Regions from separate parts of the Homo sapiens genome. Here region 2 is linked to region 1. A link is a loop called in an ENCODE intact Hi-C map of the cell type or tissue named here. Cell type or tissue: dorsolateral prefrontal cortex. All regions are shown on one strand. Region 1 overlaps SPOCK1 (SPARC (osteonectin), cwcv and kazal like domains proteoglycan 1). Region 2 overlaps SPOCK1 (SPARC (osteonectin), cwcv and kazal like domains proteoglycan 1).

What was found. Peaks named below come from ENCODE experiments on the same cell type or tissue, not always from the same donor. Only the 100,000 strongest peaks of a DNase experiment are listed, where the experiment ranks them.
Region 2: a loop joins it to region 1, with 5 times the contacts of the local background. A loop is called at or near these places in 4 of 110 quality-filtered maps.

Annotation. Positions count from the first base shown.
Region 1 is chr5:137,342,675-137,346,674 of GRCh38, reverse strand. The region is part of intron 2 of SPOCK1 (SPARC (osteonectin), cwcv and kazal like domains proteoglycan 1); the gene reads left to right. Among named protein-coding and RNA genes, the nearest start is that of SPOCK1, 150 kb to the left of the region's middle. In dorsolateral prefrontal cortex, a CTCF peak has its summit at 1,773; a DNase peak (open chromatin) is centred at 1,744; H3K27ac peaks cover 2,494 bases.
Region 2 is chr5:137,458,596-137,462,595 of GRCh38, reverse strand. The region is part of intron 2 of SPOCK1 (SPARC (osteonectin), cwcv and kazal like domains proteoglycan 1); the gene reads left to right. Among named protein-coding and RNA genes, the nearest start is that of SPOCK1, 39 kb to the left of the region's middle. In dorsolateral prefrontal cortex, no CTCF peak of the experiment used is centred here; no DNase peak of the experiment used is centred here; H3K4me3 peaks cover 482 bases; H3K27ac peaks cover 4,000 bases.

The DNA.
Region 1 (4,000 bases):
ATTGTCTGGAAAACCATGTTTCCCTGTTTGTTTCTTTTAAATTTGAATGTACCTCCTGTTTATATGGCGCTTTACAGTTCAGGCATCATTTTCGTAACTGCCACCTCATTTGCATTCCTCCTGTTCACCCTCTGTGCAGCTTTAGAAAAGGCTGTGCATTCACAGCTCAATGTTAATCAAGGGCTGATTATCTCGGTCTTTTTCTCCTCCCTGTTCTGACTTCCTGCCTTTTGACTTGGGAGTTATAGCTGGAAGCAGGTTGGGGTCAGACAATGCAGAGTTGAGTCAAATAAATCCTATCCATTTAAATTAGCCATTCAGGATAAAGGATGGGTGGAGGAGGGGTGCAGGGAAGGAGGGGGAGCAAACTCCTGTTCTGTGACCCCAGCTTCCAGGTGCCCAGCTCATGAGGGCAGGAGGGGCCCACAAGGAAATGCAACTTCCCGGTCTTCCTGGGCTTCTCATTCTTTGGGGTCTATTCTGTTGTGTGCTGGGAGAGGAAGCCAAAGGGCATCTGATGCAGGAGAAAGGAGAGTTGAGGCCTTAACAGAATTGCCTCTTGAGAGGGAGCCTGTGCAAAGGAAGACAGGGGCTTTGGGTGGGACAGACCTGAGTTTGAACCCTGACTCAGCTACTCAGCCCCATGGCCTTGGGCAGCTGCTTCGCTTTTCCGAATCTATTTTGTCTGATAAGATGGCAGTGATGAGCCCTGTCACACAGGTGTCTGAGGCCCAGATGAGGCAGAGATCAGTGCTCTTTGGTGCCTGCAGTGTCTGCTGGAGTGCCTGCAGTAATGCTGAGACATGTGTGTCTATCTGGTAGCCTTCTCTTCCCTGCCTTTTTAGAGATGAGGCTTCCTTAAGATCTGGGAGGGCATCATGCTGTAAGTAATTTCTATATAGAGTGTTAGGGGCCTCAACCTTAATGTGTAAAATACTCAACCTGCAGTTTGTTACACATTCCTGGGCTCAGCCCCTAGAGAGAGTGATTGGTCTGGAATGGCTCCCAGTTGATTTTTTATAGGGACCACATTTTGGGAAAGTTTTGGAATAGAGCCAGAGCTAAAGAGCCACTTAGACCAGGGTGTTTGCTAAAAATACAGATGGTCAGCCCTGCTCCAGAACAACTGTGTGGGACTCTTCAGAGGGAAAGCCTGTATTTTGACCAAGCCCTAGGTGATTCTTGGATAGAGCAAATTTGGTTAACACTGAAGTATGGAATCCAGGTAATGCCCATCTCTGCAGGAGGAGTATTTACTGCAAGAGGTGCAAGCAGCTGGGGATATGTTTCAGAGGCAGACACAGGCTCACCCCATAAACAGGAAGAGCTCATCAGGGAAGGGATTCTGAAGTGCTCACTATTGGGACTGAGTGGGCACAGCATTGCAAGGTCTCAAATTCTAGAAACTGGTCGTTTAAAGGCAGTCATATTCTTTGCTAAAATGAGGCTATGGGACTGGATGACTTTAGTCCTTCCAGCTCTGAAATCACTTGGCTCCAAACAATTCCATACAAGTTACATTAGGCAGAGATGAATATTTGTTAGAAGGGTGCCCCTAACGTCTGGTGTTTGCATTCTTTTTAAATATTGATCTATATTGTGTGAGTTTATTCACTTTCTATATTTAGTCCATGTTTCTACTTACCTGTGATTGTATTTTCGTGGAGAAGTAGAGCGTGTGTGGTTCTTTGAGACTCTGCCTAAGAACCTTCTATAAAGCTTTTGTTACCCAAGCTAACAGCACTGCTGCCTGGTGGTAGCTTTTGGAATTGCAAGCCCATCATTTTGGAAATACAGGAAACACTTGCATCAAAATCCCTTGGGGAATGGGGAACAGTCTTTGTTTTTTTAAAAAATGGCAAATTCCCATTTCAGACCAACTGAAACAATCTCTGTCGGTAGAATCCAGAAACCTGCGTTTATACTAAATACTTTATGTGAAACCTTATGCCCAATGTTGTTTAAAACCATTGCTTGACAGCAGGGTTTCTCAACCTTGGTAGTATTGGCTTTTGGACTGGAAAATTCCCTGTTGCAGGCAGTTGTCCTGCACAGTATAGGTTGGTTAACAGCATCCCTGACCTCTACCCACTAAATGTCAGTGGCACCGCCCCCTCCCCATTTGTGAACATCAGAATTATCTCCAGACATTGGCAAATGTCCCCTAGGGGGCAAAATCACTTTTGCTTAAGAACTGCTGCCCTGAGGTGTGCTGTGAACATCTAGCCCACTTCAATGACAGCAAGTGCCACAGGGTCACTAAAAGTTAAGATGTGACACCTGTCTTCACAGAAGGTTATTCACGCAAATGTGAAATGACTTCGGACTTGTAAGTAGAATAAAACGTTCTGGCTTTATGACCTTTGTTTTGATTTTTAAATAGTCATCAGGGAAAGTCATACAGGATGGACTTTAATTAAGGACTCCCCACACTTGAGCATGGGCCATGCTGTGCCTTTCTCAGGCAGCTATTTTGGCTCAGACTCCTGGTGCATGGGAGCCTCTTGGGAGGGATCAAGAGAGAGAAGTGTAACTTCTTTTCTCCCAGAATCTCTTTGCGATAATTAAATTCTATTAGGTTTTTCCATTGTGGGAAGGGGCTGTTTATTGTGTCAATTATATTTTTGTACAGAAAACTTATTCCCAAAAGGTTATAGACAATACTCACTGTGGGGAAAAGAGTTCACTGGGCATTCCTGTGGACCCTAGCCTGGTTAAATGAAACTTGCTGATCCTGTTCTATGATGGGGAGCTGAAGTCTCCTGTATGGCACCTGGTATGGGTTTCCCAGAGGTGACCTCTTGGACTTAACACTTCCACTGGAAGTCAGTTAACTGGGGGAATGTCAGTAGCCCCCAGCACCTTACAGGCTTTCTGATATTCTCATGCTGAAACAGAGTGCCCCACACAGGAATAGCCAAACACCAGGGAACATGTTGCAGGATGAATCCTTGGGTATTGTAGAAGGGATTGACTTCTTGTTCCCTAAAAGTAGAGGGTTGGGATTGACCCTAAGGAGGAACTGTGTGAATATGCTTCCTGTTGGATCTGGGATTTCATACAACGGGGCTGAGAGGCTGAGCTTCACAGGTGGCTGTGATGGTTGCTAGAGTTGAGGCAGCTGAGTGGGTTGGAAGCAGTGAGGTGCTTGATTTCTGCAAGGCTCTTCCACAGGTCCTCTGTACAGCCCTGGGGAAGCGTCTGCCCTTCTTGGGGCCCTTCTTCCACTGTTGAATGGGAGTGTTGAGCTTGGACATCTCCAGGGCACTGAAAGTGGCATCACTGTGTGGATGGACCTTGTGGGGAGAAGAGCTGGCCTATGCACCTCTTCTGCTCTGGGTGAGCCTAGACAAGAGGGTCCTCAGTAGGGAAGGAAAGGAAATGATATATGGTTTTTGACCTCAGTCTAACTCATTGTCCCCTCCTGAAGGTCTGCAGGTCTAGCTAGTCTCTGCATCAGCATGAACACTGGAGAGGGGACAGCCAAACCCTCCCAGACCTCCCCTTTGTGACTGAGGCCCCTGTGGCTTACTCTGACACCTGTGGGAGTGGATAAGTGTCGGGATGTACTTGCACTTGATTGAAGGCCTTCTGCTCAAAGACAGTCACCCAGCAGCCTTCTGATGCCTGAAAGCCTGCTTTGGGAATACAGTTCTTTTGGTTTAACACTTGATCTGGCATCAGATCATTTATCTAGCATTAGTCATTACATTTTGGTGTGAATGAGGTTCAGCTCATTTCCTGAGATCAGATTTCACTGGGAAAGGAGAATATAGATATTGTACTTCTGAAAGGGTCAGGTAAGAACAAAGAGTGGAACAAAGAGCCAGGAGGAACAAAAAGGGCACCGAACTTGGAGACCAGAACAGACAAAATAAGTTTCTACTCTCCGGTGTTGCCAAAGGGCAAGGTTCTCTGACTCCTTCCTCAACCACAGGTAATTTTCTGTGAATAACTGAGCATCTTCCATTTCAGCCTGCTCTTCTCTTCTAGTCTGAAA
Region 2 (4,000 bases), 120 kb before region 1:
TCAGATAAGGAAAACAACGCACAGGCAAGATAACTTGCCCTGGGTCATACAGATGAGAAGTGGCGGAGCTGGGGTTCCAAGCCTGGCAGTCTGACCACGAACCTGCCCCTTAGCCAGTGCACGATCCAGCTGCCCAGTGTCTGTGGCTTGCAGGAATTAGTCTGACCTTGGAAACCTTTCTCACCTCGGAGTGTGAGCCATGGCCTTGTCTGTATCCAGCTGCAGTGAAACTTTGGGCTGAATGCCTGAATGGATGGAAGCTCCAGGCTCTGGCTGCTGCCAGAGGAAAAGCAGATGTGGTTCCTGCCTTTGGGGTCTTTCTGGATCCTGGCTGTCAAGGAGAAATGTGCATGCTAGAAACAATGGGAAATTCTATCAGTGAAAAATAAAAGAAAATAAAGTGGCTGTAAGGGTGTGGGGTTTGCCCAGATGTGGCCTCCTGGTGGCCTCCAGAGGCTAAGCACAGGGGGCCATCAGGACCTTCCCACTTCCTCTCGCTTAAGGCTTTAACTGCCAGCAGGTGCAGGCACAGGTTGGGCGTTAACCCCTTCAGCATAGTCAGAGGGTCATGGCTTGAGTCCTCATTTGGCCTTTTATCTGGGGCTCTGGATGAGTCTCCTTGTTTTCCTGAGCTTCAGTTTCTTCATCTGGTGATGTTAACACTGGCTTCATGGGGAGTTTGAGGATCACAAGAGATAATGGGATGTGAAAGTGCTTTGTGAGTAATCAAATGCTACAGAAATGGGGGTAGTTTTTATTATTAGATCATAGAGAGGGTTGCTGGAAGATACTTCTGATTTATCTGAGTTTCAGTTATTGTCTCTCTATCTCGTTAGTACCAGTAAGTGAGACTTGGCTGCATTTTGCTGTTTCTAGGTTAGGATGAAATTTTCTTAAAAGGCAGCTCTGCTTTTCATAAAGCCTCATTAGAGCCCAGAGACGGGCAGAACAAAAATGCAGGCCCTGGAGCACACTGTGACTTGCAGCCTAAGCTTTCCAGGAGACTCTTATTTCAATCACAGTGGAATGCCAGTGATCTTACCCTTGTCTCTCCCGCCCTTAAGTCCGTGGTTATGGGAGTTTTATTAGCAACACTGACAGCATTTCAAGGGGCTGCCCCCAAAAGCTGCTTCATTAATGAAGACATTTCTGGAAGTATCCTTTCTCACTGACTGTGTGTTCAGCTGGTTCCCCATGGTTTTTCCTCCATTTGATGTGAGCATACACAATACCCAGCTGCCAGTGTCTTGGATGCAGATGGTTTAAAAGAAACTAGAAACTCTGTAGCTGCAGTCTCTTTAAGATCTGCTTGAGCATCACATACCCTTAAACAGATTTTCTACCCAGGGAGGTAAAGTTTCGTGGATCTCCCAAGACACGGACTGATTAATTATTCCATTTATTTAACAAAAATGTATTGAGCACTAATATGTGCCAGGCACATTTATAGATCCTGGAGAGACAGACTTGAGCAAGACGGAAGAGGTCCCCGCTCTCCTGGGTTTTATATTCTAATAGGGCCACAGACAACAAACCAACCACGTACATATATTAGAATTTCTGATAGAGCTACGTCCAGAGAGGAAGACCTGACAGGGAGATGTGATACATGTGATATGCCTCCTTGGGGGCACAAAAGTTAAATAAGAGCAGCCAGGAAGGCCTTGTAGAAAGTTGAGTGGAGGCAGCTGGTTTAAGATCTGGGAAGAGGCATTCTGGTTGAGGGAGCAGCAACGCAGAGGCCCAGAGGTGGGAATGAATATGGTGTGTTTGAGGAATAAAAGAAGGATGTGTGGAGTACATTCAATGGGCAGCAGTGTGGTAGAATTGATATGTAGAGCTTTGTAGATCATACAGGGCCATGTAGATCAGTGTAAGGAATTGGATTCTATTTGATGTTAGAGATCACCTTCTCTACTCATCAAGTTTAACAAGTAGAAACTCAGAGTGAATTTGCTTGGAGAGTCTTTGCAACTTCATGTTACTTGCCTCTCTGCTAGAGACAGTCACCATTGTCCTCTCTGTCTGTCCAATATTCATCCTGGAGCCTGGCCTGCATCTGCTGGCTGCTGGACCAGCTTACTTCAATGTCTCCTGTAGGGTTGGGGCAGAGGAGGAGGGCAGGGAGCGGCTGCTGAGCTTTACTCCTTGGCTCTTCTGTGTTCCCTAAGTGCATTAAACAGGCTGGTCCTTATCCCGTACCTTGACCTGGAAGAGTCTCCCTGGAGGCGTCATATCCTAAGGGCTTACTCCCCTGCAGTGAAGATTGTTAAGCATACAGGGGCGGAGATTTTCAGAGGAGTCCTGGTCAGTAGACTCCTCACCTTGCAGATGTAGAAGCCAGATCTCCCAGACTTCTTGAGCCATTGCTCATTCTCCAGCACAGGCCTACACCACTCTGACCATCCCACTGCCTGATTCATATTTGTCATATTTTCCTTAAATGTACCTGCTCAGATGCTTTAAAAACTAATTCAATTCAGTGAATTGAATCCACACCTCTTAGCTTGGATTTCAAGGCCCTTTACCATTTAGTCCTACTTACTGCCCCATCCTTCTCGCTCATACTTCTCCTACACAGATTCTTTCCCATACTGTACATGTTTACCCACAATGTGTAAATGCCACTATCCTGTCTGCATCTGTACATGCCAAGCCCCTTCTCCTAGCATACCTTTTCCATTATCCTAGCACTCCAGGAACACCTTCAATTTCCAGTTCCAAACCTGCCCCTCTGGGCAGCCTTCCCCAGTTGCTTTAATTCATGAGTATCTTTCATATACCTCTGAATGGCTCTAGTGCTTACAGTCTTTGTCTGTAATGGCCTCACCATGTAGTTATTTTACCTTTTTATCTCCTCCAGTGTACCGTCAGCTCCTGGAGCGCAGGGCACTTGGTTTATTGATGGTGTCGAGAAAAGCCTCAGAGATGGTGAGAATCTGTGAACAAGCTGGAAACCACATGCACCTCCTTCAGGTCAGGGTGGGAGTATATTCCCCATGAAATAGTCCGGAAAGATGGAGTAGCATTGCTTAAATTTCTTGGTGTTCCGGTCAGCTCTTCAGATAGTTTCCAAAAGAAGTCCCTGGCTGAAATAATTCCCCGCAACTCCAGCTGTGAGCAATGAATTAAAAAAAAAAAAAAGCCTTTCATTAGCCTCTCTCTGTTTGTAGAAGGCAAGGACATTCTGCTCTTGGAACCACCTCTTCATTGATGGGAAAGTTCCCCTAAGGCTTGGAGTTGGGAGTTGCCTATTTTTGTTTGAGGGGGAAGGTCAGCTCTGGAGATAGGTGGACCTGGTCACAGGGACTGCTTTGTTGCTTCTGGCATTGATTTGATAAATGTTCTTTGTCTCAGACTTGAGGATGCTTCCCCTGCTCTTGAATTCAATAATAGGTCTTGTTTTTAGCTCGCAGAAGACTACACGACACGTACATCCTCACCCACTCAGTTTGAGCAAGAGCAGGCCCTGTCTGGTTCAACATGTAGTCACCAACACACTCACTCGATATAGGGCATTGGACTTGGGCTGCCAGCCTCACTCACTGGACCACCTGACCACATGGAATTGTGTGTGCACCTTCACTGGGAAATGGTAAGATACAGACAGACTTTCCTTCTTGTGTATATTCTCTGTTTCCCTGTTGGTAAAATCATTCCAACTTAGCACATCCAAATTGGTGGCCCATCTTTATGGGCTTAGAAGATGATAAAACCACCCCAGAACAGTTGCTTCTAGTATTTATTTTGACATGAGTATTTCTATAGTATTTTATTTTAGCTGAGGGTCTAATCTGTGTATTGTCATTTGATGCTCAAGTGCTTCCCTTTTGCCCACAGAGCACATGTGTTTTCTCAAAGGGACAATGTGATACACCCAAGAATGTTAGATGTTTTCTTGCCTTTATTGGTAAAAGCTAAAAAAAACGAACAAACAAGAAATGGAACCCTTACTCTAGGAGAAATTTCGTTGGAGCAAAATGGGATAATTGAACAGTAA